Linked DNA regions of Homo sapiens: regions 2, 3, 4 and 5 are each linked to region 1. Evidence: chromatin contacts called from ENCODE Hi-C or POLR2A ChIA-PET data. All regions are on one chromosome and are shown on one strand. The core of a region is the stretch at or near the end of the contact, and the rest is flanking DNA. Distances in the headings are between cores, read along the strand shown. Region 1 holds the start of MORC3 (MORC family CW-type zinc finger 3). Region 2 overlaps KCNJ6-AS1 (KCNJ6 antisense RNA 1). Region 3 overlaps RUNX1 (RUNX family transcription factor 1). Region 4 holds the start of DYRK1A (dual specificity tyrosine phosphorylation regulated kinase 1A). Region 5 overlaps RUNX1 (RUNX family transcription factor 1).

The links. Hi-C counts contacts between places; a loop is a spot of excess contacts on that map. ChIA-PET counts read pairs that join two places held with the same protein, here RNA polymerase II (POLR2A). Pooled maps may share reads with other maps.
Region 2: a loop to region 1 is called in a pooled map, with 4 times the contacts of the local background. The contact joins the enhancer-like site here to the promoter of MORC3 in region 1. A Hi-C loop is called at or near these places in 6 of 50 pooled maps. POLR2A ChIA-PET finds 5 or more read pairs at or near these places in 5 of 52 experiments (CD4-positive, alpha-beta T cell, Caco-2, activated B cell and 2 more).
Region 3: a loop to region 1 is called in a pooled map, with 10 times the contacts of the local background. The contact joins the enhancer-like site here to the promoter of MORC3 in region 1. A Hi-C loop is called at or near these places in 5 of 50 pooled maps. POLR2A ChIA-PET finds 5 or more read pairs at or near these places in 2 of 52 experiments (Caco-2 and activated CD4-positive, alpha-beta T cell).
Region 4: a loop to region 1 is called in a map of B cell, with 12 times the contacts of the local background. The contact joins the promoter of DYRK1A here to the promoter of MORC3 in region 1. A Hi-C loop is called at or near these places in 1 of 168 maps with a recorded cell type or tissue (B cell), 3 of 37 single-sample maps with no recorded cell type and 13 of 50 pooled maps. POLR2A ChIA-PET finds 5 or more read pairs at or near these places in 3 of 52 experiments (GM12878, activated CD4-positive, alpha-beta memory T cell and activated naive CD8-positive, alpha-beta T cell).
Region 5: a map of esophagus muscularis mucosa shows a loop between it and region 1 (5-fold over the local background). The contact joins the enhancer-like site here to the promoter of MORC3 in region 1. A Hi-C loop is called at or near these places in 3 of 168 maps with a recorded cell type or tissue (ascending aorta, esophagus muscularis mucosa and gastrocnemius medialis), 1 of 37 single-sample maps with no recorded cell type and 15 of 50 pooled maps. POLR2A ChIA-PET finds 5 or more read pairs at or near these places in 4 of 52 experiments (A673, PC-3, PC-9 and 1 more).

Annotation. Positions count from the first base shown.
Region 1 is chr21:36,317,752-36,321,998 of GRCh38, forward strand. It overlaps MORC3 (MORC family CW-type zinc finger 3), which reads left to right and starts at 2,446. Exons shown (of 17, transcript NM_015358.3): 1 at 2,446-2,552. The coding sequence starts at 2,514. RefSeq lists a silencer at 2,570-3,029.
Region 2 is chr21:37,554,663-37,558,466 of GRCh38, forward strand. The region is part of intron 1 of KCNJ6-AS1 (KCNJ6 antisense RNA 1); the gene reads left to right. Among named protein-coding and RNA genes, the nearest start is that of KCNJ6-AS1, 38 kb to the left of the region's middle. RefSeq lists enhancers at 2,608-2,667, 2,878-3,057. Within about 2 kb of position 1,492, at least 4 of the 41 ENCODE cell types and tissues checked have a DNase peak (open chromatin) inside an H3K27ac peak, as active enhancers do.
Region 3 is chr21:35,024,788-35,028,991 of GRCh38, forward strand. All of the region lies in intron 2 of RUNX1 (RUNX family transcription factor 1), which reads right to left. Among named protein-coding and RNA genes, the nearest start is that of RUNX1-IT1, 13 kb to the right of the region's middle. RefSeq lists enhancers at 1,885-2,387, 2,041-2,185 and a cis regulatory region at 2,104-2,121. Within about 2 kb of position 2,069, at least 18 of the 41 ENCODE cell types and tissues checked have a DNase peak (open chromatin) inside an H3K27ac peak, as active enhancers do.
Region 4 is chr21:37,365,152-37,369,048 of GRCh38, forward strand. DYRK1A (dual specificity tyrosine phosphorylation regulated kinase 1A) reads left to right here and starts at 1,622. Exons shown (of 12, transcript NM_001347721.2): 1 at 1,622-2,477. RefSeq lists enhancers at 158-1,083, 615-694, 2,008-2,932 and silencers at 835-1,014, 1,045-1,354, 1,935-2,084, 2,275-2,354, 2,595-2,734 and 1 more.
Region 5 is chr21:34,880,686-34,884,727 of GRCh38, forward strand. It overlaps RUNX1 (RUNX family transcription factor 1), which reads right to left. Exons shown (of 9, transcript NM_001754.5): 5 at 1-28. RUNX1-AS1 (RUNX1 antisense RNA 1) reads left to right here. Exons shown (of 2, transcript NR_186614.1): 2 at 2,798-4,042. Among named protein-coding and RNA genes, the nearest start is that of RUNX1-AS1, 46 kb to the left of the region's middle. RefSeq lists a silencer at 2,238-2,287. Within about 2 kb of position 1,251, at least 8 of the 41 ENCODE cell types and tissues checked have a DNase peak (open chromatin) inside an H3K27ac peak, as active enhancers do; they include PC-3 and PC-9, where a contact is called at or near this core.

The DNA.
Region 1 (4,247 bases), core at 1,196-3,695:
ATATCAGTTCCTCAAACATGAGCAGCCCTTTCCAAATCTCTAGGCCTCTGCTGTTGTTTTTCTGGAATTGCAGAGTTGTGTCTCCCTCGAATGCTGTCCCTCTGAATTCTTTGGAAATTCCTCTCTATCCTGGTTACTTACTTCTTTGATCGGGCATGGTGGCTCACGACTATAATTCCAGCACTTCGGGAGGCCAAAGAAGGTGGAGCACTTGAGCCCAGGAGTTCAAGGCCAGCATGGGCAACACAGCAAGACCCCTTTCTCTATAAAAAATATTTTAAAAATCAGCTGAGTGTGGTGGCACACACCCGTTGTCCCAACTACTTGGGAGACTAAGGCGGGAGGATTGCTTGAACCCAAGAGTTCAAGGTTGCAGTGAGCTATGATTGTGCCACTGTACTCCAGCCTGGGCAACAGAGTCTCTAGAAAAAGAAAAAAATCCAGGCCAGGCGCGGTGGCTCACGCCTGTAATCCCAGCACTTTGGGAGGCAGAGGCGGGCGGATCACGAGGTCAGGAGATCGAGACCACGGTGAAACCCCGTCTCTACTAAAAATACAAAAAATTAGCTGGGCGCAGTGGCGGGCGCCTGTAGTCCCAGCTACTCGGGAGGCTGAGGCAGGAGAATGGCGTGAACCCGGAAGGCGGAGCTTGCAGTGAGCCGAGATCATTCCACTGCACTCCAGCCTGGGCGACAGAGCGAGACTCGGTCTCCAAAAAAAAAAAAAGAAAAAAAAATCCATTCTCTTTTGTTTCTTTTTCCTTTTTGAGACGAGAGTCTCGCTCTGTTGCCCAGACTGAGTGCAGTGGTGAGAACATGGCTCATTACAGCCTCAGTCTCCCAGGGTCAAGTAGTCCTCCCCACCTCAGCCTCCCAAGTAGCTGGAACCACAGGCGTGCGCCCCCAAGCACAATTAATTTTTTTTTTTTTTTGAGATGGAGTTTCGCTCTTGTTGTCCCGGCTGGAGTGCAGTGGTGTGATCTTGGCTCACCGCAACCTCCACCTCCTGGGTTCAAGTGATTCTCCTGCCTCAGCCTCTCCAGTAGCTGGGATTACGGGCATGTGCCACCACACCCGGCTAATTTTGTATTTTTAGTAGAGATGGGGTTTCGCCATGTTGGTCAGGCTGGTCTCAAACACCCGACCTCAAGTGATCTGCCCGCCTTAGCCTCCCAAGGTGCTGGGATTACAGGTGTGAGCCACCACGCCCTGCCAGCTAATTCAATTTTTTTTTTGTAAAGATGAGGTCTCCTCGTGTTGCCCAGGCTCGTCTCGAACTCCTGGGTTCAAGAGACCCTCGCAATGTAGCCTCTCAAAGTGCTGAGATTACAGACATGAGCCACTGCACCCAGCCAATTTCTCTTTCTAAAAATAATTAATTTTTTTGAGACAGTCTCACTCTGTCGCCCAGGCTGGAGTACAGTGGCGCGATCTGGGCTCACTGCAACCTCCTTGTCCTGGGTTCACCCACTTCTCCTGCCTCAGCCCCCCGAGTAGCTGGGATTACAGGCGCCCACTAATATGCCCAGCTAATTTTTGTATTTTTAGTAGAGATGGGGTTTCACCATGTTGGCCAGGCTGGTCTTGAACCCCTATCAAGTGAACCCCCAACCTCGACCTCCCAATGTGTTGGGATTATAGGCATGAGCCACTGCACCGGCCTTATGCCTTTAGGACTCTTATTTATTTATTTTGAGACGGAGTTTCACTCTTGTTGCCCAGGGTGGAGTGCAATGGCGCAATCTCGGCTCATTGCAACCTCCGCCTCCTGGGTTCAAGCATTCTCCTGCTTCAGCCTTCCGAGTAGCTGGGATTACAGGCATGTACCACCACGCCCGGCTAATTTTGTATTTTTAGTAGAGATGGGATTTCTCCATGTTGGTCAGGCTGGTCTCGAACTCCCGAAGTCAGGTGATCCGCCCGCCCACCTCGGCCTCCCAAAGTGCTGGGATTACAAGCGTGAGCTACCGCGCCCGGCCCCAGAACTCTTTTTTTTTTTTTTAAATCATGAGTTAGATTGATAGTTTTCAGGGCAAATCCAAACAGTCTACATTAATTTCCGTCTTTATTTCGTTAAGGTTTCACATGGACACTGGTGGATATGGAATGGCTTTTTTCTGCGCAATTCACATCCGACCAGGTCAAGTGACTGGAGTTCACCGGTCTCGGGTATACCGCATCTCGCGCCAGGCTTCAAACTCTAGATCCCCGAGTCTCGAGCTCCAGCTGGGTGTCGAGACGGGTACGGGCCGGCCGCGCCTCGCGCATGCGCCCTAGGCCCGCAGGGCCCCGCGCTGGAAGCTCAGCTCCCACTGTACCCTGCTTTAACCAGTCAGGCAATTCATCTTCCCCAAGCTCCCAATTCGGCATTGCCTGGAGGCGGAAGTGGGTGGGAGGGGCCAGACGTGCGCCCCTCCCCGGAAGTGGGCGGTACCCATAGGGCTCCACAGTCGTTCCGCCACCTCCCAGTCGGGTTGCGGCGGAGGCCGTTCCTGGCTTTGTAGCTCGCTCAAGATGGCGGCGCAGCCACCCCGCGGGATACGCCTCAGCGCGGTGAGCAGCCGCGAGGGGTGGAGCGGGCCGTGTCCCAGGAGGGCGGGCGGGCAAGCGAAGGGGGGCCGGCAGTGGGCGGTGGCGGCTTGTGGGGCCGACGCGGCGGCGGGGGCTGCGGCGGGGCCCGGGGAGGGGGCGGCCATCTCGCTCCCGTCGGCGGAACAGCTCGGCTGCGGGCCGGGCTGCGTTCCGTCGCCTCTGCATTGTGTTTCTGTTTTGCTTCGGGGCGGGCCAGGGTCGCGGCTCCTCCTCCCAGCTCCCTCCTAGTCTCCCAGCAGCTGTCGTCCGCGGGCGAGGCCTCGGCGGGAGATCGGTCTGCTCTCGGGGCCGCGGGGCCCCTGACCCTCTTCTGTCCGCTGGGCGTCGTGGTGGGAGGGAGCGGGTTCCGCGTCCAGAAACGCCGGCGGCCTCGACGTCCCGGGGGCGGGGGGACGGGGCTGCGGGCCTGCCTGCGGGCGAGTGGAGTCAGGATGAGTGTGCCTGATGCCTGTCAGTGCCTGCAGCTTCCTTGGCAGTGGAAGCCTTGGGGCCCAGACCCTAGATCGCTGAGCTCGAGCTCTCCTCTTTATCCCGCGTTGCGTCTGTTTTGGGGCGTTTCGAGTTCTTGGAAACCCTGTGAACATTTCTTGTATCTTAAATCGTAGGGAGCGGTCACACAAGATAACTTGAAATCTCACGTCCAGGAAATGTGGGCGTGGCTTCCCCACCTGATTATCCTAAAAAACTTTTCTACCTTGTGAGCGCAGTTGATGTTATGCTGAAATGTTCCTCTTTTCTGGAGGTTGTTGACTTTTGCCAAAGAATGACTGCCCTAGTGCCACTAATTTTAACATTCGAATGGGTAGTGACTCCTTGGGGTACAAACACGTAGTGAATAATTGGTGCATTGCTCTGGGACTTTCATTCGTTTAGGCAGATTCTAACACCTGGTTTTGACGGACTTTAAATTTTTTCTAGTCCGATATTTGTGAAATGATATTTGCTTTTACTTGCGTTTCCTTGACTGTTTGTGTTGTTGAGCTCTTCGCATGTATTAGTCTTTGTGGTTTTTTGTTTTGTTTTTTTGAATTGCCTATTCATATCCTTTGACCATTTTCTGTTTTTCTTTTGGGAGGATCTTTATTGATTTGTAAGAGTTCTTTACGTATTCTGGATAAAGGTCCATCCTTTCGTTATGTAACTAGCTTATTGAGTGAGCTAGGCTTTAGTAGTTTGAAAATAGAGGACAATTTTATTCTTTTTTTCTTTTTTTTTTTTTTAACCACTGAGTGTAAACATTAATTATTCCCCACTTGTGTGAATCTGGGTTGACTAACGCTTTCCCATTAGCTTAAGGTATTGTAAAGTCTGGCCTTACCTAGTTTAAAATCTCTATTCTCTCTCCCTCCCTTTTCCCCCTCTCTTTCCCCTATCTCCTTTCCCCACTTCTCTCTCCTTCCTCTCTCGAGGTTGAGTCTTGTTCAGGCCCAGAAACCTGTAGTGGAGAAACGGAGTGAGTTGATTTCCTGTTTCTGTCCTTTGATTCTCTTCTCCCTTCCCGCCCCCAGGCCCTTGTAGACTCTGGCTCTTCAAGATTGAGGGGAGAAAGGAAGCAGAGATAATGGTCAGTGTTTAGAGACCAGCATTGTTAGCGGGCACTCTGGGTGTAGCTGCTGTCCATGTGCTGGGTCTTTGTTTTGTGGGTAATATGGGCTG
Region 2 (3,804 bases), core at 242-2,741, 1.2 Mb after region 1:
GTACATCTCACAGTATGCCACAGACGCTCCGCAGGCTACACTCACACAAGCTGTTCTGTGCATGGGTTATTATGGCTTGTGTATCCTGCGTGCCCATGAAGTGCCACACGAAGTGTGTACTGAAAGGGATGTGTGTGAATGCCTCAGAGGCCAGAGGCAGAGCTTGGAGCCAGAGAGATGGGAGCGCCTCAGGACCAGAGCTGGTGGAGTCATCCTAGCCGCGTGGGATAGGAAACCGTATTTTCTGTTTTCTGCTTTGGTTCTCAGAGAAGGCAACGGTTGTGTTGGGCCGGTAGGTGCAGGGGGAAGTATGCCAGCAGAAGTCTAGGAGTCAAGGACCCTGGAGGTGGAGGTGAACGGAGGGACACCCACTCACTGCTGGTGAGCGGGCATCTTAGCAGTAGAAACCTACATTTTGGAGACTTGGATATTGTTGCTATTTATAGTTTCAATCATGATTCCCCTTAGTTTTCTCCATCTTTTGCTTTATTACTTTTTTTTGCAAATGTCAGCTAATTTTAGTTATACTCGGGATAAGGCGATTGGAATTTTGATGGGCATGGTAGAAATCAGAGTTAAAAACAACAACAACAGCAACAACAAGCAGAACTCCAAGGGGAAGGTGAAGCTTGGAGGTTAAATGCTGAGAGCCCTGAAGATGACTGGAGCCCCTGCTCCCATTCCGCAGCATCTCCTAGCCCTCTTCCCTGCTTAACCTTTGGAGGGTCTTGCACTTTTGTTTTAAGAGGAAGCTGTTCTGTGTTCTTCACAGCTGATTACTTGCTACCAAGGAGGTGGCATCTCCAAAAACTTGCCTTCAACACTGGTTTGTGGCTGTACAACAGTCAAACAGTTTCTCAAAGTGTGCTTTGTGGCCCGTCAGCACCTGAAGCCCCCAGGGGCCTGTCAATTGCAGAATTCCAGCTTCCTCTTCAGACTGACTGCATGAGTCTAAATATCTGAGTGGCTGGACCTCCAGATCTTCATTTTCAGCACACAACTACTTAATTTTTCAGCACACCAAAGTTTAAGAGCCACTGCTGCAAAATCTCAGCAAGTTGAGCTGAACTCTGAACTCCCTCTTATCTCCACAGTCCCTAAATGGGGAGTATCATTTTCCCAGCTCCAAGGCGACATGCCTGAATTCCTTCAGCTTGAGTGGCGTGAACAATGTGGGTGCCTTTAAAAGGCTAACATGCTGCCAAAAGATAACCACAGGTGGACATGGCTCTGGATGGGACTCAAAGATGTGGGTTGTTTCCAAAGATAGCAATACCAAACCCGTGCTGATGACTCTGTGTGTCTATATGTGTGTGAAGCTGAAGAGCCTTATATAGCGAGGTGAGGCCCCAGGAAGGATTTGCGGAGTACAGTGCGTTCCGCACGCTCTTGAACGTGCGTGTTCTCAGAACTCTGATATGTGTGTCTCGGCAGCTGATCTGTAAGGAGGTCACCACGTGTCCACATCTATCTTTGCAGACTGCCCCATCCAGCTTAGTGAACAGCTGATAAATGCCTGTAGCAAGCAGAGCGAGGCAGCTGAGCCAGAACTTTTACAAATGGGAGCAAACATCTGCCGTGGTTGCTCGTGGTAGAGGGGCTGTTATTAGTGTTATTACAGTTGGGGATGGATAAACTGCGGAGCCTCAGATGGTTCTGTGGAGATGGACCAACAATGGCACCACAGGTAAGAAGAGGAAAGGCACACCCGGCAGCCACTCCCTCTTGTTCAAATGTTGTTCTCTTGGTTGTTTGTTGATTCTCCCATTGTATTAGTTCATTCTCACACTGCTATAAGGACATACCTGAGACTGGGTAATTTACAATGGAAAGAGATTTGATTGACTCACAGTTCCACAGGGCTGAGGAGGCCTCAGGAAACTTGCAATCATGGTGGAAGGAGAAGCATATGCATCCTTCTTCACATGGCAGCAGCAAGGAGAAGCACAGAGCAAAAGGGGGAGAAGCTCCTTATAAAACCATCAGATCTCATGAGAAACGCACTATCGCGAGAACAGGATGGGGGAAACTGCCCCCCATGATTCAATTATCTCCACCTGGTCCCTCCCATGACACATGGGGATTATAGGGACTACAATTCAAGGTGAGATGTGGGGACAGGCACGGTGGCTCACTCGTGTAATCCCAGCACTTTGGGAGGCTGAGGAGGGCAGATCACTTGAGGTCAGAAGTTTGAGACCAGCCTGGCCAACATGGTGAAACCCCATCTGTACTAAATCCCATTAGTATATAAATTAGTCTGGCATAAAATATAAAAATTAGTCTGGCATGGTGGCAGGCGCCTGTAGTCCCAGCTACTCGGGAGGCTGAAGCAGGAGATCACTTCAACCCAGTAGGTGGAGGTTGCAGTGAGCCGAGATCACGCCACTGCACTCCAGCCTGGGAGACAGAGCAAGACTCCCTCTCAAAAAAAAAAAAAAAAAAAAAAAAAAAAAAAAAAAAGAAAAGAAAAGAAAAGAAAAAAAAGAAGAAAGAAAGAAAAAAAGAGATTTGGGTGGGGACACAGCCAAACCATACCACCCATCAAAGCAGGGCACTCTCTTCCCTCACCTGCTTTACTTTTCCTCAAAGCACCCACCATCCCCTCTGGCATAAACGCCTGGATTTATTCCCAGTCCCCTTCCTGGAACATGAACCCTAGGGGAGGCTTCCGGGATGTTCTGCTCACACATGGGAGGAGCTCAAAGAGCCTTTGTTGATTGAATCGATGATAGACAAGCTATCTCAGAGGAAGATTTGAAGTGACTGGGAGCTCCTTCTCAACCCTCTCCCTGAGACCTGCTCACAGAGCATGAAGTCTAAATTCTGGCTCTGAATGAGTCTGAGCAACGCCTGAGTGCCCAGCAACCTCAGCTAAGCACAGCAAGTTTCGGTTTGTGGCTTCCTCCCTGTGCCGAGCAGATCCCATCCTTGGGGAGTCCCCAGCCGGTCTCCACAGTGTCCAGACACCACGGTTCTCATGAGGCTCTACCCTCCCTGACTTCCACTCATCCAAGGGCCTCCAAGTCTTCAAGGCCAGCTCAGGCCCAGCCCTCCAAGAAACAGTTTCTTCTGATGACACCAACCCATCCTGATGTTTCCTGATTCCCAGTTCCTATGGGCTCCAGGCCTATTGCAGTCCAGGGCTCTGCTACTGAAGCTCTGGGTCTCACCAAGTGGGAGGTATGACTGTTCATGGGATCAACAGACCCCAGAGTCCAAGGTCCAGGGCTCTTAGATTAGGTAGAATCTGGTAAGATAGTAAGATACTACCAGATACTGGTCAGGCGTGGTGGCTCATGCCTGTAATCCCAGCAACTCAGGAGGCCGAGGCAGGCGGATCACGAGATCAAGAGATCGAGACCATCCTGGCCAACATGGTGAAACCCTGTCTCTACTAAAAATACAAAAAATTAGCTGGGTGTGGTGGTGCATGCCCTGTCGTCCCAGCTACTTGGGAGGCTGAGACAGGAGGGTCGCTTGAACCCGGGAAGCAGAGGTTGCAGTGAGCTGAGATCGTGCCACTGCACTCCAGGCTGGTGACACAGCAAGACTCCATCTCAAAAAACCAAAAAACCAAAGATTCTACCAGATACTACCCACAGTGTACCCCATGCATAATACCTAGTACACAGTAGAGTACACATTAGGTGCTCACAAATCCCTGTTGTTTAATTATTCAGGCTCCATCTCCATAGGTACCATGATCAGTTTTTTCACACATTCCTCTCTTTAGGGTCACAGTATGTGAAAGATCCCCTGATGCATTTTTTAAACATTTTATCAAAGTAAGAGATGCATGTA
Region 3 (4,204 bases), core at 819-3,318, 1.3 Mb before region 1:
TGATGATGAAATTCTCAGCATCCAGTTAGAATTCATACAATGGTGCATATGCTTTAGAATAGCCTCAATGTCTGGAATATAAGTGATGGGTCTGATTTTTAGAAACAGCCAGAAGGCATTTAAGATCAAGACTGGTGACAAATAAGGTGACCAAGGAAGCTTGACAATACCTGTCTTGTTCAAAAATGAGGTGTGATTTAAAAGTAAGGAGGATTTACTTGTTTAGCCAATAAACTAACTCTGAAAGTCATTTCAAAAAAGCAGATCCGAAGATGTTTAAAGTAATAATGGTGCTGTTAGAATGGTGCTCCCTCTCCCTCCCAGGGGATGACTTTGAAGGACACTACAATAACAGATGTGTAAATTCTGAAATATATGGCTAAAATGAGGTTTATTATTTTCTAGTCACCACTTAGACATCTTTTAGTCATTTGTTTATGACAGTTTATAAATGAGAAAGAAGTCCATTTAAAATATCTCCATGAGGACCTCAAGGTAAATAATAGGAATCGATCATTCATCAATCTGGCCTGGCCCCGGCCCACTGAAGAAAGTTCCTTCTTGAGTGCATTCAAAGCTCTCATGGTCCAGCCCTGTTCAACCTGAGCAGCATCCTATCTGCTCCTCCCCCAGACGTTCCGATGCCCTGCACCAGATTCAAGAGAGAGCCAAGTTCCCCAACAGGCTATGCACGTGGCTATTAACACCCAGCACACGCTATCCCTGGCCAGCTCTCTCCTTCTTCCCTAAGAATTAAACATTCTTTGGCCTGAGTTTTCCTCCTTTATGTCACCATAAAGTTGAGTTATTCATTATTAGGGTCTATACATGAGTAGCCAAAATATACGGGTCTCTATATTTAGGTCAAGGGGCCTTCAGCAGGAGAACATGAATAATTAGGAGTGAGGCCATGAGACAGAGGAAGAAAAGCTCATAGGAATGGGAAGACAGCCTCTCAGATGAGAGGTGTGCGGAGTGATTGCTGTGAGGAATTGCTCAATAGGAAAGTTAGCCAACCTGAGGACGTTTCTAGGGGAGGAAAAGGGAAACTCATATGGTTCTCTGCTAATTCTTAAAAATAAGGTAGATTCTTACTCATCTAGGGTGCTTGCTCGTTATGAACACAGGAAGATTAAGGAATGAGTATGGACTGTTTCTACTCTATGTTTTCGGACAAGAAGAATAATAAAAAAGCACTGGGTAGCTGGAACAACTGCAGAGGCCCCAACAATGATGGAGACTTTCTGGTGCACCGTGGCACAGGGGTCTCTTCCAAAGGGACTCAATCAACCCCAACAGGCATCATCTTCTGTGACTCAAGATGTCCTTTTTAGGAGTGCTTGTACTTTTTAATGCTCAGAGAAGTTCGTATTACTGATTCGGGAACACTGAGTTTTTCAGCTCCTGTAAAACTATTTTCAGGTTTATTTTCAAGTACATTCTTTACCTCGGGGGGTCAAATCTTTTGGTTTCCAGTGAATATCGTGGTTATACCTGTGGTTACCCACTGACTTCTCATCTGCCTAGCTTATCTGATAACAGGCAAATGGGGAAAGAGGCTTTAATACCCCTCAAAAGGGGAAGATTGATAATTAGTTATTCACCGCATAGAATCAGGCCAGGTCAACTCTCTCCAAGAAGAAAAGCAATCTGGATATTGCACTTTGGGGTCCCTTTTCATTTTGGCATTACAGGCCTCATGAGGATGTAGTCTTTCTGTATTTCTTTCTTTCTTTTTAAATTGTTATTTATTTATTTATTTTAACCAGGTCAAAGCATTACATACTGCAGAAGAGAAAGCAACTTCAGCTTCTCTTAAACGGTGTCATTTTCATGACAGCTCGTAAATTTTGGCCTCCTATGGGTCCAGGATCTGCGCGCATCCGCCCGGGGACTTGTTGGTGGATCCATCCCTCATGGCGGAGCAGCAAGGGGATCCTTTAGAAAAAGCAATGGGCGAAGTAACTGAAAGAGCGACGCAGAAAGCAACAGCCAGAAACGGCGGGGACGCGAGCGGCCCAGACAGGAAGGGAGGCGGTGGCGCAGCTCTGGTGCGCAGCGCGCCGCAGCGACGGAACTTCTGCAAAAGCTGCCTGCCCGCGCGTTATCAGCGGCGCGCAGGCCTGTGGTTTTCTCGCTCTCGCAACCCTGCTTTAACTGCCGGTTTATTTTTCGACAAACAGGATGCCTCCATCTGAGGCTGTCAGCATCCCAGGCTCTTTGAAAGAAAAGAAGTAGAGCGGCCCCACCCTAGAGGCAAGGACGGGGTCTGTGTCAAGAGGCTTCCCAGAGAAGTGAAAACTCTGCAGGTGCAGCCGCTGGGAGAGCATCAAGAAGGGCAGGGTGGAGGGGCAGGGGGCGAAGGGAGGGGGTGAAGCCCGCACCCTACCCCCACATGAAACTGATTCCACTACCCCATCTCTGCAAGCGTCCAGAGGCAGAGAGGCCAACATTTCGGGGACAGCTTGGAGGCGGGAGATTTAGGCAGGGCTCCTTAAACTTTTATGTGCATGAAAATCAGGCCAATCACGGGGCTCTTGAGCAAATGGGGACGATGATTCAGCAGGTCTGGGCTGAGGCCTCAGATTCTGCACTTCTAACAAGTTCCCAGGTGGTAGTGATGCTGCCAGTCCAAAGACCACACTGTGAATAGCAAGGCGTCGTCGGGACAGTCTGCTTTAGAGTAAAACCTAATAGATGTGCAAATATTTAAACCAAGCTGTATTTATTCCTGAGGCCCTGGTTTAACTGGAGCCACCTTGCTAATGGAAAATGGAAAATGAAATTCCTTTAGGTTCCAAAGGGAAGGAAAGTTTGAAATGGTTAAGGTATTTAAAAAATCCTAGTTGGGAGTGGCCTTGGGGATTCGGGAGAGTTGAAGTTAGGTTCTGAGCCAAGAGATGGGGGAGGAAGGGTGGGATGTGGCAAATAAATATAAACACACACACACAAACCCCAGCCCAACCACAGGTTCTTTCCTATCAATGAAACATTTGCATCTTGCAGGTAGAACTCACACGTGTCCACATTTTTCAGAAGTTGAATGGTTTTGTGTAATGGTACAGAATTTGGAGCCCATATTTGAATATTCTAGATCCAATGTTATCTCAGACTGGCTTTAGGATCTTGTGGCCTACATTTAAAAATGCATGTTTCTGAGTCATGTTTAATTAGTAGTAGTATCTGAGAACTGAGAGACTAGACTAAGAAATCCATGGTATATGAATAAAATCTCCAGACAGCAGCTAGAACATAGAGGTCCCTCCAGAGGCAGTGCCAGTTGTCAGCTGTAAAAATAGGTTCTGCTCAGTTTTGCTTAGGCCTGAAGTTTCCTGAAGATTTCATTTAGACTTCATCAAAACCAGTCAAAGACTTCCTGTTACAGAAAGGTTCTTAAAGTATGGCTGGGACTACAGGGCTATTAAGATGCAGATTCTTGGGCCTCTCTGCCTCACTCATCATGGTTTCTCAGGGTGGGTGCCGGGAACCTGCATTTTAACAAACGCTTTGAGGATTCTTATGTACTGCCAAGTTTAGGAGTCCCTGGTCTGCAGGTTTAAGTTCAACCTTCTCACTGCAGCATTCAAAGACCTGGCTTCAATTTTGCTGTTCACAGGCGAGCCTCAGTGACTTCCTCACTGCCCTCTGAGCACTCCTGGAGCCACCTGGCTGCCTCATTCATTTCTTCTCCTCTGTCTTTCCCCAGCCCTGGAATAAAATGACTTCCATCTTCCTCTCCGAACTCTCTTCAGATCATGGCTTCCCACTCAGCAAGCAGTTACTTTCCTGGTCTGCCACTGCTGTGGTATTAATGATAGGCCACTCGATTCTCATTTTGTTGACTGAATATTTCTCATGCTTAGGCTTTGCCTCCCTGACCAGACAGTAAGTTCTCTGAAGCCATTTCATGCTATATAATCTTTATGTTCAAGACTACTTTCTAACGCAGTGTCATGTCCACATGGATCATTCAGTAAATTTACCGATGGCTTATCTATCACCAACATGTTTTACAGAGTGTTATTAAGCAGGGACACTCTCTATGGGTCTAGGATCAGAAGAAGCTGGGAAGAGAAATGGGGTAGTGGTGAGAGTGTCATGAGAATCTGGTTATACAGTCATCAAAGACACAGAGGAAGTGGGAAAAAGGGAGTGTAGACCCCTAGCTCATCTGTCTGCAGTGTGAATTGGAGAGGGGTTCCTT
Region 4 (3,897 bases), core at 372-2,871, 1.0 Mb after region 1:
ATTTATTTTCGGTTTAGTCGGATTTCTTTCAAAGTCTGTGCTAATCTGAATGGTTACCTTAGTATATCAATGTCCTAGTAACTGTAGCAAGGACATTTTTGCTGGAAATCATTTAAAGCAGGTGTATTTGAGTCATGTAGCATAGACAGCGGCATTTACTGCGAGTTTTTTACATCTAATATTGTTTATAAGATTTTATCTGTTGTCACATTTGTGAAATTTATGAAAAAAATTGGTTACGAACACTATCACAAGGTGGCAAAATCAAGCTTAGAAATCAATTAGTGACTCTGCTGTAAAATAGTATATATATACACACACACTCTTTTTAGGTATACATTTATTAAATGCCATTAGAGTTGGTACAAAATACAATTTTTAGCTGGTGGCTCTCTACCGATTACAACGCAGCCAGCACAGCATACTTGGGTTTTCAAGCCTCGGGAGCTCACCCAGCAATACATAGCTAGGGAGAAGGGGTAGGGAGAATAAAAATCAGCGAAAGCCAGGATATTAATAAAGAGTTTTGATGGTTAAGGACAAGCAGGCGAATTAAGACTCTGGAAACCGAGAAGGTGTATAGAAAAGAAAACCAGAGAGCTGGACGACAAGGACACAGTAACAGCACAAGGGGATTCATCTAAAGGGCATTCCGATGGAGCAGGCAGGCTGCGCCCCGAAAGGTGGGGAGAGGTTGGAAGCAGATGGGCAGGCACAGGCGAGCGTGCACTGCCTGAAAAAGTTTTCATGATGGCTCCAGCCTAATTTCCCAACGCTGGTCTCGGGCGCCACAAAACCTGGGCGGCCCGACCGGAGCCAGGTGCCAGCCTCAGGGCCGCCGGGCCCGGCGCAGCGTCCGGAATTCCTGCGATGTCTGGGGCGCGGCGGTGGCTCCTCCCCGCCCCCACCACGGCCTCCGCCGGCATTTTCCGGCTAGGAGGCCCGCCAGCCCTTCGAAGAACCGGCTCCACGCGCGGACGGTCGCGGCCGCCGCGCTTCCCGGGGAGAGAGGCGAGCGCGGCGCCCGGACCGCGGTGAGAGCCCTCCAGGCCCGGGCGCGCGGGGTGGGCTTCCCGGGTCCCCGCCCGAAGGCCGCGGCGCCCCTCCTCCTCCCCCTCCCCCGCCCGGGGCAGCCCGCCCCTCCCCCCGGCGCGGGCGGGGCTGCGGGCGCCGACGCGGAAGCGCGGGGCGCTAGGGCTGCGGGGGCGGCGGCGCGGGAGGCCGCGCGCGCTCCCCGGGCCGCAGTCGGCGCGGGCGCGGGGCGGGGCGGGGCGGCCGGGAGGCGGCGGGCGATCGCGCACAGGCCTGGCCGCCGCCTCGCCCCCCCTTCCCCAGCCCCTACCCTCCCTCGGCCTAGCCGTCCCCCTCCTCTCCCCTCCCCCGGGCGAATCACGCGCCCTCCTCTGACACTCGTAGCGGACCCGAGCTCCGAATTTATCCTTCACGTGACCTGAGGGGGTTGGGTGGTTGGCTGGGGACAGAGGGGGAGACGGAAAGGAGGGAACGGAATCTGCCGTTACCTGAGCAACAGGCCCCGCCCGCCGGCTCGGGGCTGGGGGGCGGGAGGAGGACGTCAGCACGTCAGCCGGGGTTTTGCGTTTTGATTGACAGTTGCTATAGCGACCGGGTCGGTCCGTCGCCATTTTGTTGGTTGGTTTTTTTTTAAACCCTTTCGCTTCCCGCCCGAATAATAATAAAAAGCCCCATTGGAGTGAGGCGGGGGTGGCGGCGGCAACCGCGGCGGGGGTATCCGGGGAGACTGCTGCTGTCGCTGCTGCTGATCGCGGCCCAGGTCGGCCTCAGAGAGCGGACACCCCGAGCGGGGGGTGCGGGCGCCGCCGCCGCCGCTTCTGCTGCTGCTGTTCCTGCTGCTGCTGTTGGTGCCGCTGCCGCCGCCGGCGAGCAGGCGGGACCGGTGTGAGTGCGAGTGTGTGTGCGAGGGAGCGTGTGCGAGGGCGATTGTGCGCGCGAGTGTGCGGGTGTGTGCGAGTGTCTGTCTGTCTGTGCGGGGACTCGGGGGCGGGCGGTTCGGGCTCTCCTGGCGGAGGAGCCGCCGCCGCCGCCCGGGCCCCGGCGCTTCTCGCTGCGCAGGTTCGGAGCGCGCGCCATTTTGTGAGATTTACAAAATCCTCCTCGGGAAGAAGCCGCCGGCAGCAGCCGCCGCTCGGCGCCCGGCCTCGCCGACGCCGCCCTCTGCGCCGGGCCGGCCGTGCGGCCCCGCCGCCTGGAATCGGGGCCCGGGGACTGCGGTATTTGCCGGGGAGGGGGCTGTCGCCTCCCCGGCCCCGGGCGCCGCTGGAACCGCGAGCCGAGGAGAGACTGAGCAGGCTGCGGCGCGGCCAGGAGCCGGAGCGCCGGGGGCGGAGAGAGGCTGCCGGGGCGGCGCTGGCTGCGGAGGCCGCGGCGGGAGCGCGGCGCGGGAGCCCGAGGCTGAGACTCACCGGAGGAAGCGGCGCGAGCGCCCCGCCATCGTCCCGGTGAGTGTCCGGCCCGGCCGCGGCCCCGCCCGGCCTGGCGCTCGGCTCCCCCGGCGGCCCGCAGCCGGGCCGGAGCCGAGGCCGGCCGGGCGGAGGGAGGGACCTGCCATTTTAGGAGGAGGCGCCGCGGGCCCAGGGCCGGCCGCCGGGGGAGGGAGCCTCAGGCCGGGTCCCGGAGGAGCGGCGGGCGCGAGCGGAGGGAAAGTTGCGGAGGGTGGGAGCGGGGGCCGCGGCCTCCCGGGAGCCGGGGCCTGGGGGGCCGTAGACAGCGCCAGACCTTCACTGGCCGCCCGAGCGAAGGGGTGGAGGTTGTCTTCCTCCTCCTCCTCCTCCTCTTCCTCCTCATCCTCTTCCCCCAGCTCCTCCCTCGTCCCTCCTCTCGGTCCCCACCAGTGTGGGAACCGCCGGGGTGATTCGCAAGGACAATGCACGGGTTAAGAAAATGGGGCCGGCTGCCGGGTGGGCGAGGACGGCGGGGCCGGGCCGGGCCGGGCGCCGGCGAAGGTCGGGAGCCGCTGCCTCGGCGGCCCTGGGGGTCCGCGCTGGAGCGAGGGGCACTCACTGGCCTCCGAAGTTGGGCGGGGAGCGCGAGTGTCCCCGGCGGCTCGGGGTGGAGGGATGACCTGCCCGGCAGCCGGGGGAGTTGGTGGCTGAGGAGAGGTGAATTAGAATAGATACCTGTGTATCGCCACAAAACTTCACCAGTCTATTTATAGGCACAAACCCACTCTCGCTTCGGAGCCACCAAAGCTGCTGAGTAGCTCAGTACTTGGCGAAAGGCTCCTCCCTAATCTGAAATAGTTAAAAATGGTAAAATTAGTGAGTCAGTGACTCTGGTTACTTGCCTGTGCCTTTCGCCCAACCCTAGGTGACACGAATCCCATAATCTGGGCACAGCGCAGGAATGCTAGCACCATTTGGTTCTTGAATTCCGCCCAAATTGTCAGAAAATACGCCTTAGAACGTTGTTTTCACAAGTGCCAGGCTCTGTTTTTAGGGTTTTCAGTGGATCGACCAGCTTGCCCAGCCGGTAGGAACTGTTCCCATTTTATAGATGAGGAGAGTGAGTCTGGAGAGGGGCACTGACTGGTCTAAGGTCATACAGCTGGGACTCCAGGAGCCAGAAGGCTGTAGCCAGTCTGGAGTTGTGAATCATTAGGGTGTAACTCATTATTAGAAATACTGGCAAATTTTGGAGTGATTCGTGTTTAATGACTCAGGGTTCTAACCTAGAGATGTGTCCCCGTAAGGTTTTTAGCGTGGAATTACCTTTGTGGCTTGCCGAGGCCAAAAGGTAAGGTAATGGTGATGAGGCCTGTTAATAAACTTTTCAGGCCTTTCCCCCCCCAAGAAAACTATGTAGTCAATTTTTGAATGAAAGGAATTAAAGATATTCCTTGATGTGTTTTGTACTTCAAAC
Region 5 (4,042 bases), core at 1-2,500, 1.4 Mb before region 1:
CATCTGGAACATCCCCTAGGGCCACCACCTAAACACCAGTCAAAGGACAAATGCAGACATCAGGGATGTTATACATACACTTTTAGGGCATTTGTGTAGTGATTATTCTAAAATTAAATGTATATTCAATGATTTCTTTTTAGGTTGCAGAGGAATAGCAATGATAACTTAAGCAAAACAACAGAAAAGTTATAAAGAGAAGACACTTTTTTATTATATTTTAGGTTGGTGCAAAAGTAATTGCAGTGTTTGCAATTTTTAACTCCAAAAACTGCAGTTACATTTGCACCAACCTAATACATTATGTATAACTATATGTAAATTTTCAAATAGTGACACATATACTAAATTTACCTCATAAAGCCATAGTAGGTCACATAGCACAGTTGGAACAAGACTAACCATAGCAAGATATCAAGGATTTTGAGTAGCTATGCCGTCTCCTGAATACAAGCATCTCTTCTTAATTTCTCCCGTTTGAGAAACAGAACATCCTGTGTTTGTAAGTTTATAATCCAACCCATCTTTTACTTGCTCAGACCTCCACTAACAGGCTGAACAAGGTGCAGACTTTACTTTTAGAAAATAAAACAAAACAAAAAAACACAAAAAAACCCAATTTCTGCTAAAAGTAGATTTCATCTTGCTGACGATTCTTAAGTAACTTAAACTGTCCCTCTACAGTTCATCTTTGATACCTCCTACTCATCGCTATTATCTTGAGTTTTACTAGCAATGAATTCTAGCACACAAGAAAAAAAAATCAGAAATGCACCCTTCGTTTACTAATTACAAAATCAACAGACCTCAGAAAGACGGGACATTCACTTCTATGCACTCCCCTCAATTCAGGGGTGGAATTGGGTTGCATTTTTGTATCTGTGAGTCTCAGCGTGTGTAAACTCATGTCCTCACAGATGCCTGAGGTTTTCTGCTAGCCCAGCTGATCTTGACCAGGAATTTATTTAATGTAACTGAGTAAGTATGAAGTCTTATCAGGGCTATTGGAGAAAACTGGTAGATAAATGTTTTTATACTCAGGTAATTAAGAAAATGAATTCCAAAGTAAAATACTCTGAAAAGCATGACCTAAAGATACTTTGTACAATAGCATCAATTTCTTGGCTATCATTTAGGCCTTCTAGAAACTATTTTCTTGGTCTAGACATTTACTATTGGCTGTATTTCCTTTGTTTCTATTTTTCAAAGCAGTCATACAACTTCAAATCGAAATGCCCCAAGCTGTATTTATTCTGATCATTTCTGACATTCTTTACGGTAAAGTCAGTAGTGACATTTATATTACTCATTCCAATTACATCATCATTTTTGGTTGCTGTTTTTGAATTGGTAACAGTAAAGCATTCCTTAATCTAGTGTTATCACTCCTTCCTCTGCCTCCTACTTCCCAATTTTTACCTTAATAACTGCTACATAATTTTTTGTAGTATATATTTTCAGGCCTCTTTTTCTATATGTAAAAAAGGCTGCCATAGACTCACTTGTATGATATCGAAGTCATGTTTCTCAAGATTCCCATTTTCATGATCTGCTTAGCCATCACCCTTTCCCTGTGGCCTCCAGATGACTATCTATTGTTTTTATTCATTAGAACTGCTTCAGTCCTTGTGGCACAGAACACGAACTAACTCACTATGAGAGATGAACATACTTCCAACCCCAAGACTACACCAGGATAATCTAGTCTCATAGAAGCAGGGAGGCATTTTCCTCTATTTTATCCAACTTGCACTGCCAAACAAGGTCTGGGCCTTTTCTCTCTTTTTAATCCTTTCATTCCAATTGTTGGACATGTTTTCCATATAGGAGATTTTAAAACTCTGCTATTTATTCCCCAAGCACCCTCTAATTAGCTATTTAGTTCCCATTATAAGTGTGTTTGTTGCCATTTAATTAAGAGCAGTGATACGACAATTCCCTTTTTGTTTTAAAAAGATATCACGGAAATAAATCTCCCTGATCAGTTATTTGGTTATTGCTACTGTTTTTTTTTTTTTTCTATTCCCGAAAAATGGGCTTGCTTTATTTTGCTCTTTTTAGTCTCTCACAACAAATTTTCCCCTTTTTTTCATGATTTTCACTTCCCGTTGTAAAGTTAGCTCACAGTGTTGAAATGCCCTCTTTGAACACATATTTTTACTTCCTCATCCTCCTCTCCCTGTGGTAACCCAGGCTTCTCTATTGTAACTCAACATTCAGCAGGTATACAGAGACTGCCTCCACTACGTGGGTTTCAAACTGAATAACTCATTGTTGGGTCTGGATCTGTAAAAAGGTGAAAATAAATAAATCTTCTTTTATAACTACAGGAATGTATTCTGAATTATCTGCCTCCTACTGCTGTTCCCCTCACAGTGCTCCAAGCCTGTGCCTCTCTCATCTTTCCAATACTATCCTCATTGGTAATTTGGCAAATTCAGGAGACCTTCGCCAAGTCGAAACAAACATAGAATAAAATTATCATGGAGGCTAAATAAGAAAAGGCTGTTGATGTTGGAACTTAAGAAGAAAAAAATTAGAAGTTTAACTCCCACTCCTCTTTTTTTTTAAATGCAGCAGAATCAACCATATTTGGGCACCTACATATCATTCACTTGGCCTTGTATTGATCTCTGAGGGTTTTTTTTTGGTGGAGGCGGGTGGGTAAAGGGGAACTAGTAAATCCAGGGCAATTCATTAATACTGTATATCGTCCAATTGTTAACAAGCATACTTAAGCCAGGTTTAAAAAGTTTCTTTTTAATTCAAAACTAACATGCGTGCTAATTTGATACAGGTTTTGTCACTGATGGGCAATATGGAGAGAATGTAAAAATATCTAACTTCAAACAGAAAAAAGAAACAACTGGAATGAAAAGCTATAAACAATAGGTAAGGAAACACAAACATTTACATTTTAACACAGACCAAACAGGCAAGAAGGGACTTGCTGGCCAAAGATATCTCATATTTTGTTTTACTTCTCTGTTTTTAAAGTATCAGGAAGTTGGGCCAAATATCAACTCTCTTCTATATTACATGGACCTCCCAATACTGTTCTTGGCTAGCCTGTTCACGGTCCAAACTGGCATTTTAAACCAATTCTAATTAGGTTGAAATTACAGTTACAATTCATTTACTTCAAATCCGTTAACCTTCCAGTGTTGCAAAGAAGGCTGTGGAGTGGAACACAGAATTCAGCTGAGATGATATTTAAGGCATAGCTAGGGACTGTGATCTTGCCGACAAAAATATTACTTATTTCCTTTTTATGAAAAGAATATTACCATCAGAATCCAAGACCTCCGAACTTCCCTGCTGAAGGCACGTTTACGTCTTTGGACTCTGGTGTACCAGGGCCTGAACAAGCTATAACACCATGGTATTACCAAATACATCCTAAGTCATCAAAACAGCTTTTTAGGCTAATTCTGTAAGTACAGCAAAACACACAGCAAACTTAAGGTTTTCTTAGTAGTAAAAAACATGTATCTCTCATACTGTAAAAAATAAAGGTGTTCCATGGGAGGGAAGGAGTAGGGGGAGAACAGGTTGGGGCTCAAAATAAGCAAGTAGGGTTATTGTAATCTATTTTAAAGAAAATTCATAATTTTAAATCTCTCTTTAGTTCAGAAGATTGACGTAGAGGATTTACCTACAGAACTTCAGGAGATTCCTAAGAAGGCCTTCAGTGATCTTTTCATCAATATCATCAGGCCTTATCATTGTTTCACATTTGCTTCTCTTTACCATAGGGAATATAATAATTATTTACTGGTTAACTTCCTAGGGAGATTGCCTGCGGCTTATTTAAGATCCAAATTTTAAAGTAATAATTTCTGTTGAAGCTGCTTGTGAGGTGGTTGGGTGGGCAGATAGAGTGAAGCCAGGGACACACACTAAATGAGCCCGGGATGTAGGCAGGTTTTGATGTTTTGCTTGCTTTTATCCCTAACATTTTATCCCTTCACGTTTACTGTCTCACTGAACATTTTGTCTACTCTTCTAGTTATGCAGTGAGCAGGTCTCCTCCAGGAAGAAG